2 separate regions of the Homo sapiens genome follow, and region 1 is linked to region 2. Evidence: chromatin loops called from intact Hi-C (ENCODE). Cell type or tissue: PC-3. All regions are shown on one strand. Each heading gives the region's core, and the rest is flanking DNA. Links, peaks and the distances in the headings are about the cores only. Region 1 overlaps SMYD3 (SET and MYND domain containing 3). Region 2 overlaps SMYD3 (SET and MYND domain containing 3).

Region 1 (5,382 bases), core at 161-5,160, 73 kb before region 2:
GTATTCTTGTCTACTTTCTTTTTTTGACCTAGTATTCTGAGATTTATTCGTGATGGTCATGTAACTGCAACTCATTCAGTTTTATCGCTGTATTGTTTTCTATGAATGTACCATAGTTTATTTATTTTCTGTTTTTAACTGTTACACATATCATTGCCATGAACATTCATGTATTTATCTTCCATTGAACATGTACAGGAGTTTTTCTTGGATATATAACTTGTAATGGAATTGTTGGGCCATGAGTATGCTTATTGCAACTTCACTAGATAATGTCAAATTGTTTCTGAAAGTTGACTTCATTCGTACTGAACCATCTTCACCAGCATTTGACATTGTGGGATTTAAAAACTGTTGCCAATTTTTACATTAGCACTTTAATTACAATTATATTTATCATTTCTAGATGGTATTTTTTTTCCTAGCTAGACATTAAAAAATTTTCTTTATCCTTCCTCATATTTTCAATCTCTTATTCCTTTAAACATCTTAAACATATTTACTTTAAATTCTGATAATACCAAATTAGAAACTCTTTGTGAGTTGATTCAGCAATATAATACTTCTGCTGAGTCTTGTTCACTGATCTTTGTTTCTTTGTTTTCTTTGTGAGAATTTTTAGTTTATTTATATTTTGAGACAGGGTCTTGGTCTATTACCCAGGCTGGAGTGCAGTTGTACAATCTCGGCTCAGTGCAACCTCTGCCTCCCGGGCTCGAGCGATCCTCCCATCCCAGCCTTCCAAGTAGCTGGGACCATAGGCACACATCACCACGCCCAGTTAATTTTTCGTAGAGACAGGGTCTCCCTACGTTACCCTGGCTTGTGATTTTGTTTTTTAAGCTGTAAGTTCACACTCTTTAGAAATTCTTTGAGGCCTGGATTGAAGGTGTATTCACCCTGAGTGAATTTGCCTTTTGTTTTGATGGATAACTAAGGCATTAACAACCTTGGATCCTGCTCAGGTTAATTTCTGGGCTTGAGGTTTCTTCTCCCACAAAGATAATATAAATTTAGGCTACAAGCTTGGTTAGATGCCAACTTCTGCTTATGAGTCTAGAAAAAAATTATCCCCCTCTGTCCAGTATTTAGGGTCTAGATTGAGAACTTCTTTGCTCTCCCTTGTGTGGAATAGATTTTTTGTAATTTACAGTGATTCTAACTCACAGCATATAGTCCTTGGAAAATCCTAGGTCTGTTCAGGAGTTTGGTTTTAGACTTTCCAGTCTGGATGAGGCCCACACACAGCCTCCAGTGCTTTGTGCCCACGTCTCCGTCAAGGGGAAAGTTCAGGATCCTCAGGTTAGCTAAATGTTTCTAGTGAGAAAGCTAGCTTCAGAGTTTACTTACTGGCCTGGTATCTTTACTTGACTGTAATACTCTAAGGATATTTCTTTCTTATCACTTAAATCATGAATTTTATTTTAATGTTCTCTTTTTAAATACAACTTCTTTTATGCCTTTATTTTTCTTCATTTTTTATTATATTTTCAATAATGCAGAAAAGGTGAAGGAATACAACCAGAAATTTAGCACCTAGATTCATCAATTGTTAGCATTCTAAAAACAAAGACGTTCTCTTTTATAACAATGCCATAGCACGTCTTAGACAATTAGTAACAATTCTCTAATATTTTCTGTAATACCTAATCCATATCAGATTTTCCCACTTGTTCCTAGGTATCTTTTTTGCATATTTTTCCCCAAATGAGGGTACAAACAATGTACTGATGCATTTAGAAGATATTTGTCAGTGCGTCTATCTGGGTTGTTGGGGTCACCATATTGTCCAATATGGAGATGTATTTTATTGTTTGGCATTTTCCTGAAGTCTGCTTATGAGTTTTTTTTTTTTTTTGAAATGGAGTCTTACTCTACTGCCCAGGCAGGAGTGCCATGGCGCTATCTCGGCTCACTGCAACCTCTGCCTCCCGGGTTCAAGCGATTCTCCTGCCTCAGCCTCCTGAGTAGCTGGGATTGCAGGTGTGCACCATCACGCTTGGCTAATTTTGTATTTTTAGTAGAGACGGGGTTTCACCATGTTGGCCAGGCTGGTCTTGAACTGCTGACCTCATGACCTGCCCCTGTTGGCCTCCCAAAGTGCTGGGATTACAAGTGTGAGCCACCGTGCCCGGCCTTGAGTTTGTTTTTCACATTAGTCCAGAGTGCTCCATCTTTCGCTCTCTATTCGGTTTCCTTGTGAGTTATTGACTGTTAGAGTATACAATAGAAAAAATATTTTTATGTCCCTTTTAAGGAATTATACCTTTCAAGTGGAAGATACACACTGACTTTCCTCCAAATAGTTACACATTTTAGATTTTTGTCGTGTCAGTGGACTCATCTCAGGCAGGATTACACCCCAGGGCTTCCTTTAAAAAAGGAAAGTGACATTGGCTTTACGTAACAGAAGCAGTTTGGACATTTCTTTGGACAGTTGAGTTCCGCTGGCCCCTTTCTGTGGCATGCTGCTGCTCAGCCCAGCTGCATGAAGACAGGACAGAGAACGATGGCCACTGAGAGTGATCCAAAGTACTCTGTGGGAGAAGGCAGATGGATAAATATTTTTTCTTAAATGCAAAGCTAACTTAATGTTACTGCCCATTACTGGTAACTTTCTTTAGGGCTTAAGACTTGAAGAATTTAATGTTGCCTGACAAAGTTTTAAGATGGCTCAGCATTAAAAAAAAATGGTGTCTTTGAACAGTAATGAGCGCCAAGTAAGAAATATGGGTGTGCTGACTCTTTTTGATGATCTCAAAGTTATTTATTTAACTACATGCATGAAGCCCCAGCGTGTGTGTGTTTTTCTTTGTCACTGACTTCACAGCAGCTCAGTAGGATTTTAAATATGTATATTTTATATTTTCCTGCACCTGCCCCATGACAATATACATAGACCATGCAAACAAAGATGTATTTAGTGAAGAGATTGCGAAACTGTTTTATTACTGTCCGGATCTCCATTGGAAGTGAAGCTGCTGTTTCACATCCTCTTTAGGCATATCTAGCCGCCAGCAACTGTGCAGATTAGAATCATGAGCTTCTCTTCCACATGCGTGTGGCCATTGTGGTGATGACCGATGAATCATCGCATTTCAACTGGAATGAACAAAAATAGAAAGCTCAGCAGCAGCATTTTTTAGAGAGGTAAAAATCTGCATAAATAAAGAAAATTAAGTGTTTCCATGAATTTTACCTACTAGAAAGTGGAAAAATGTATTTGATAATAGAGCATATATATAAGTTTTATAGTACTGCTAACATAAACATGAGTGGATAATTTTGGGGCTCAGCAAGTTTAGCTGCAAAATGGCTTTGCTATTCTCCATTCCTCTTTGTTTTAATGATCATTCCTCCATATTCAGAAGATTCTGTTTCTTGATTTTTAGGACTGTTCCTAAATATTCCGGTAGCTGTCTTTGGAAGACTGAAAAAATATTTTCTCTTGTCCTTATAGAAAATGCTGGATAGGGCAGAACCTTCTCTCTTCCTGAAAGAGGCCACTGATCTAAATTGGTTTCTCTCTTAGCCTTACTTCTTGGAGGCATACTTATTATGTATTTACTTACTTTGGCATGCTATTTTAAAAATTCCTTGGTTTTTATTTTAAACAATTCCTTCATATATTTCACTTAAATAAATGAGCTGATACTATGAGCTTCAACATATTGGTTTCAAAACTCATCTCTTTGTCTTTTTTCCTTTGTTTTACCTCATATACAGTTAATTGACAGTTCTGTTCATTTTTCCTTTGAGATATCTTGCCATGCTTGGTTTACCATTCCAGCACAGAGTACACAACTCATAGCTGGATTGCTATGACATTTGTCTCCTCTTTGGTTATCTTGCATTCTTTTACCAAATAAAGCTTTCACAAATGTATTATCTCCCTACCATTTTGTGACCTGGGATGTGAAATCTAATCTCTGACTGGATTTCTAGACTCCTCTCTTGTCTTTTTCAACCTTATCATCCACAACTTGCCATTGTAAAGACCAAGTTCCAGTGTTCCATTAGATCAATACCACCATTTCTGTAAACAAACAGATGCAAACATTAAGAACCACAGTCTGGCTAATTCTGGAACAGTACCTAAAATATTAAACCATGACCATCTTTTGCCTGTTGGTGTTAGAAGGGAGCTTTTGGTGTTACGAGAGAGTCACCAAAGAGGACAGGTTATGGAAGCTAGCTCTGCAGAGCTCTTGATAGCAGGAGTTCACAGAGATTATAAACTAGGAAATTCAAGGTGCTTCAGAAAGGTTCTTCTTGAAGGAAGAGAAAGAACTGTGTTCAATGAGAGAAAGCAGCAGAAAAGCACACTAAGTTCGTTCTTTATAGGCAAGTTTAAAACTGGGATTTACTCAATGGCCGATGGCCATTACAGATGCTAAGATATTCTCAGGGACCATGAGAAGATCATCATGCTGAAGTGAGAATGGAGCCAGGGAGGGGAGCATCAGAGTGGGACTGGTTTTGACCTTTGAACAGGGCCACTGTCCTGGCGTGGAAGTGCAGTAGACAGGGCAGGTTGGGTGAACAAACCAGGTAGCTGAGTGTTCCCCTGCCCTTGTTCTAGCAAACTTGGGTGTGCAGGGCCTGAGAATGTTCTGTTGACTTCTGCTGCTCTGTTTTGCTCATGTTATTCCTTTGCAATGGGTGCCTTTCTCCTATCCATTTTCTCAAAGATCATATGTGCTATAATGGTGGAAACACGGACTTAGGAGATAACCTGACTCAAAACTCACTGGAGTTTTGTCTTCTTGCGGATGAGCTGGACCCTAGCCAATGTACTTCACCATTCCAAATCTTCAGTTTCCTCCTTTGATAATGCAGGTATTAACATACATGCTGCTGTGTAAGCATTGGAAAGTCTGGCCCTTGGTGTTTGGGTTTAGAAAAGTGCTTTTGTCAGCATCCATAGTCACAGGTAACTGACAAAAAGAGCATGTGATATCCTGTGTATCTGTGTCGACATCATATGAGATTGAGGAAGGTTGAAAGAATACTAATTTCCCTTGACAGAATTCTTTTAATTTTATTCATTTCTCTGCATCCTTCACTCTTTAGTTTATCTGATGGTAGAGGGTTAGCAGTTGTAGACAGTGTCATCACCTGCCCTGGATGATACTAGAGCTCCTTTTGTAGACAGACTATATATTCTGACACCAGAGAAATGCTGTACCTGAAGGCCCCATATCTTCTGGAAGGACACTGAAGGGAGAGCAAGTTACTGAAATCCATTTCTCATAACCCAAGAACGTCCTGTCTACATTTGTATGCCTTGTGCTTGGTACATATTTGTTGTTTAGATTAACTTAAATTTTATGCTTTCATTACAGCTATTCTCTGTGGAAAATATTAACCAAATTTATTAGA
Region 2 (5,382 bases), core at 333-5,332:
TAAGAGGCTTACGCTACTTACTGAATGTTACACAGCTAGAAAGTGGGCTGAGTTCACACTCGGTCACCTGATTGCCAAGCCTGTGCTCTTAAGATCTCAGGTTCATTGAAGGCAGCAACATTTGGTGAGTATATAGCAGTTAATCAATAATCAAAACAAGTAAAATGTAAGAACAGCACTTTAAAACTTGTCTTTAATCCAGTGAAGCTCAGATGCCTATATTGCCTTTTAATTGTCTAAGCACTTGCACAAAATTATCTAATATGATCCCAACAATTCAGTATTATTAGTCAAATTTAATATGTAATAATTGGGAGAATAAAAGCTATTTATTGAGCTATTCGCTGCTGACACTACATACATTATAACTAATATTCCTGACAGCCTTTTGAGTTAGATGTTATACCGCTTTCATTTTGCAAATAAGAACCAGAAGCTCAGAGAAGTTTCTGAACTTGATCAAGGTCACATTGTAGCTCAGATTAAAATTTGCATCTGAGCCAGGCATGTGTAGTCTCAGTAACTCAGGAGGCTAAAGCAGAAGGATCCCATGAGCCCAGGAGGTCAAGGCTATAGTTTACTATGATTGAGTGTGTGAATAGCCACTGTACTCCAGCCTGAGCAACACAGTGAGACCTTGTCTAAAGAAAGAAGAAAGACAAATTCAGATTTTCAAGCCTGTGTTCTTTCCACTATACAAAACTATTAGGATGCTTTCGTGAGGCGGTGGGGAAGTTGACTTTCTGGAAGTTTTTTGCTATCCAGATCCGGGAAACCCGATTCGTGCTTCCTGAATTAGCTCTGTTATATACATTGCAGAGTAAATTCTGTGTCCCTAGTCTTCTGTGAAGTGGGAACATGGTGCCTGTGTCCAAGTGTTTTATCTCTTTCCATTAAAGTCAGCAGTTTTCCAAAGGTCTTGTTTATGAAGGTTATTAGTTATGCAAAATGGGCCTTTATGGATAGTTCTATGAAATGATTCCAATTAAAAAGAAGTGGGTAGATTGCCAGTTGGTGTCAGCTAATTAAATTATGATATGCTCCTGTCATTAACAAGGACTCTGACTGGAGGAAAAATAAAAAGATAAAAGCAAGTTTCTGAAATTTGTTGACAGGGAGGGTATATTACTTTGCCCATTCTCATATAATTAGAAGAATAAAACAGGAGCTTCCCATTTTGTATTTGAAATAGGGAAATCTGTTATTACTTTCTTCTAGGGTATAATTAATCAAGTTCAGCTGCAGTATTTTAGATGTTATGGTGAAATGGAGTTTTATTAAAAACTGTAGTTTAATAATAATGGATCAGTTGTACTGACATTATTGCAAACATAAAAATGAGCTTCGAATACCAAAAACACATTCAATAAATTTAATTGAGAAGGGGCTGTGTTAGAATTTTTAGGCTGGTTCCACGTCAGTGTTTGCCATGAGTAAGAGAAGACATTGGTACCCAGGCTTGCCCTGAAGAGTGCCAGGGACATGGCGGTAGCAGCATCCCGATCTTTAGTAGTCCTCTGGCGGGTGTATCCGTCAGCTCTTGTCAGCTCGACAGGGAGGCTGTCCGTCCAGGTGAGGAGAGCCTTGCCGGGCTGCAGTAAGTAGCTTATAAGTACAGTCAGGGAATGGAGAAGAAAATCTCCAGCTTTTCCTCCAGCTAAAGTTATCAATCTTTACAGGTACTTCTGGAAGCTGTTGGTTAGCCATGCTGCTGTTGTGTGAGGAAACGAGTGCCTGGCTGGAAAGCACAAGGCTTTGGGAAAGTTACTTTTTCTGCATTAAATCAAATGTTCAATATCTTGATCCTGTGCCCTTCTGTGAGGTGATGTAGTGGAGCATTCTTCTAGACATATAGGTAAATGGTGTTGACCTAACAGATGGGAGGATCCAGAAGCATAGAGGCTGGGATCCCAAAGCATGAATAAGCAGAATCTAGAATTTAGACCTTACTAATTTGACATTTATGATGATTCATATAGTGCTGCTTTGATTGATTGATTGATTGATTTGAGATAGGGTCTCGCTCTGTTGCCCAGGCTGAAATGCAGTGACACAATCATGGATCACTGCAGCCTTGACCTCGTGGGCTCAAGTGATCCTCCCACCTCAGCCTCCCAAGTAGCTGGGACCGTAGCCACATGCCTCTATAGCCGGCTGATTTTTTGTATTTTTAGTGGAGATGGGATTTTGCCACATTGCCCCGGTTGGTCTTGAACAAGCTATCCACCTGCCTTGGCCTCCCACAGTGCTGGGATTACAGGTGTGAGCACCATGCCTGTCCTGCTTTGACTTTTTTTCTTTCAAAATGTGTTATGGAGAGAACTGACTTAGAATCCTATTGTATACCCAAGACTGCAAGGACACTGTTTAAACTTACAAAGAAAGGCACCTGTTTTGAAGCCTTTGGGAAGACGTATTTCTTGCAGTAATGCATGATTCACTAAGAGTCCCTATCCTTTAAGCAGGTCCCAAGACCCTCTACACTGTTAGTCTAATTGGAGGATGCATGTTTGTGTGTGTGTGTGTGTGTGTGTGTGTGTGTGTGTGTGTATTAAATATACAACTGTATTTCCATTAAAAAAGATAATGTAATCCAGGTTAGCTTTTTTGCCTGTTAATTCACATTAGTGAGATTTTGTTGTCCATTGTGGTGGCAATTATTTCTTACCATTCCATGTGGGTCTTACACAATTAAGAGAGGCTGGTTGCACAGCCAGACTTGCACAGAACTTTCTACCCTCGTGTTTATCTCCATGAAGAAGCTGCCAAAGGTTGGAACTAAGATCACCAAGCCCTTCTTACTTGTCTTCACACTAAACATGCTTCATGATGTTCTGGCCAATTTGTGTTTGTAGGTGTCCAGAAAAGAGCAATATACTTACGAGAACTCTCTACTGAAAGTACAGCAGTGCCCCCCTTATCTGAGGTTTCATTTTCTGTGCTTTTAGTTACCTTTGGTCAACTACAGTCTAAAAATATTACATGGAAAATTCCAGAAATAAACAGTTCATAGGTTTACAGTCGTGCACTGTTCTGAGAAGCATGATGGAATCCCGTATCCCCCGGGACATGAATCATTCTTTCATCAAGCGTATCCATGCGTATACACGACCTACCCATTAGTCACCTAGCAGTCACCCTCAGTTATCAGATGGAGTATTGCAGTCTCACAGTGCTTGTGTTCAAGTAACCCTTATTTGACTTAATAATGCTCCCAAAGTGCAAGACTAGCGCTGTCAATTTGGATATGCCAAAAAGAAGCTGTAAAGTGCTTCCTTCAGTGAAAAGGTGAAAGTTCCCGACTTAATAAGGAAAGAAAAAAAAAATACGCTGAGGTTGCTAAGATCTACAGGAAGAAAGAATCTATCCATGAGACTGTGAATAGTATATTATTATAATTGTTTTATTAGTAATTATTTTTGTTAATCTCTGTGCCTAATTTATAAATTAAGCTTTATCATAGGTATGTATGTATAAGAAAAAGCATAGAGTATAGAGGGTACAGTACTATCTGTGGTTTCAGGCACCCACTGAGGGTCTTGAAATGTATCCCCTAAGGGTAAGGGGGACTACTGAATCGAGAAGAGAGGTATCCTTCTGGTGCTAAAGAAAGAAAAAAGAATGTGGTATACTGAGGTTCAAGGCCGGTGATGCCTGATTCTTAGTGACTGCTATCTTCTGAGCAAGTTCTTTTTGCTTAAAGGTAATTTCTTAAATGTGAGAGTAAGGAAGAGGAAAACTTTGAAAAAGAGAATGAACCCAAACATAATTTGACTTCTTTATAGGAAACTTAACTTTGTTTCAAAATAAGTCTTTCATTGCTTCCAGCTCGACTCTGCTTCCACTGAACATAGAACTCAATCACCAGGGTTTAAACAGCAACTAGTGCTGTATTCCAGGAGATGTGTTTACTAAATGGAATCTTGAATGTTTTTACATTGCTTTATGAATTCTGGACTGTTTAATAAATTTAAATGAAGATTTTTTTTAAATGTGTTTACGTTGGCATGTTAGTCATTTACTGCAGAATTTTGAGTACATTCAGGGGGGCTGTGGTTCTGTAAAGGACTTACCACAGTTTCTAGCACACTGTACATGTTTAATAGACATTATGCTGCTGTTGCTTTTGTTGGCTACCATAACTGTGAAGGAGAGAATTGAGGACAGTAAAATGAAAGTAAGTAATCATAGGAATGCACCATCTGTCAAGGTGTGCTTAAGACATTAAAATTCCTTTGAATATCCGTACAAATGATAAAATTTGAGAAATAATTGTTTGTCTTTGTTTTACCATTAGGCTTTTTGGTAGCTGTATCCTGTCGCCCTGTTCAACATTTGCTCATATCGTGTGGAATTCAAATCCTGCTAGATCTTTTGCAGAGTTTCCAGTTCTGTTGTGTGTATACAGTGACAGCTGAGTTCAGTATGGGTTGTTAGAGAGAGTTGATTTCCAAGCCAGATACTTTTGGGTTCAAGTGACTGCTCCCTTATGTATTAGCTCCATGTGACCCTAAGACATTTAGTGTCCTATGAACCTTTCTGAGAATTGTTCTGAGTTTTCCTGACAGAGTCACCAGCTTCAAGAAAAACATAGCAGTTGAACGGATAGGTCACCTGAATGAAGCCTGCCCACTTGGGTAGCCCCTGACAATACCTCTACTGTCATAAGTTATATAAGATAGTAAGTATTGATCCTAAAGATGGTCCTGAATTGCCAAGGAAGATAGACTCCACTCTGCTAAGCCAGTGACCGTGATGTGCATTTGAAACGCATTTCCTTCCAGCTGGGCTTGGTGGCTCAGTTCTGTGATCCCAGCAACTCAGGAGGCGGAGAGGGGAGGATGGCTTAAGGCCAGGAGTTCAAGAGCAGCCTGGGCAACATAGTGAGACTCCATCTCTAACGGGGCATGATGGCATGTGCTTATAGTCCCTACTACTTGGGAGGCTGAGGCAGGAGGATCACTTTAACACAAGAGTTTGAGGCTGCAGTAAGCTGTGATTGTGCCACTGTACCCCAGCCTGGGTGACAGATTGAGACCCCTATCTCTAAAAAATAATAAATAAATAAATAGCATTTCCTTCCAAATGGGCGGGATAAAAAGGTTTGATGCTTTAAAGTATAAACTTTAATAGGAAAATAATCCACCACGGAGCAGTTCCTTCAATGAAGATGGTGGACACTTCCGTTCTCTGTTGCACAGCTGCAGTAACTGCTAGCGGTACTAATACTACTGGTGCTAGTACTAATACTAAAGCTAACATTTGTTGACCTTATATTGTTGCTAGAAAGTGTAAGTCTTTCATTTTTTCTTAGTCCCAAAGAATACGTGTACAAGATGAATACCACTAATAATTTTCCAGAGGAGGAAATAGGCTTAGAGA

The links. Hi-C counts contacts between places; a loop is a spot of excess contacts. Peaks named below come from ENCODE experiments on the same cell type or tissue, not always from the same donor. Only the 100,000 strongest peaks of a DNase experiment are listed, where the experiment ranks them.
Region 1: a loop joins it to region 2, with 8 times the contacts of the local background. A loop is called at or near these places in 2 of 110 quality-filtered maps.

The regions. Positions count from the first base shown.
Region 1 is chr1:246,212,763-246,218,144 of GRCh38, reverse strand. All of the region lies in intron 5 of SMYD3 (SET and MYND domain containing 3), which reads left to right. Among named protein-coding and RNA genes, the nearest start is that of SMYD3-AS1, 110 kb to the right of the region's middle. In PC-3, for the core only: no CTCF peak of the experiment used is centred there; a DNase peak (open chromatin) is centred at 3,004; H3K27ac peaks cover 1,446 bases.
Region 2 is chr1:246,140,295-246,145,676 of GRCh38, reverse strand. The region is part of intron 5 of SMYD3 (SET and MYND domain containing 3); the gene reads left to right. Among named protein-coding and RNA genes, the nearest start is that of SMYD3-AS1, 34 kb to the right of the region's middle. RefSeq lists an enhancer at 4,988-5,382. In PC-3, for the core only: no CTCF peak of the experiment used is centred there; a DNase peak (open chromatin) is centred at 3,116; H3K4me3 peaks cover 537 bases; H3K27ac peaks cover 3,822 bases.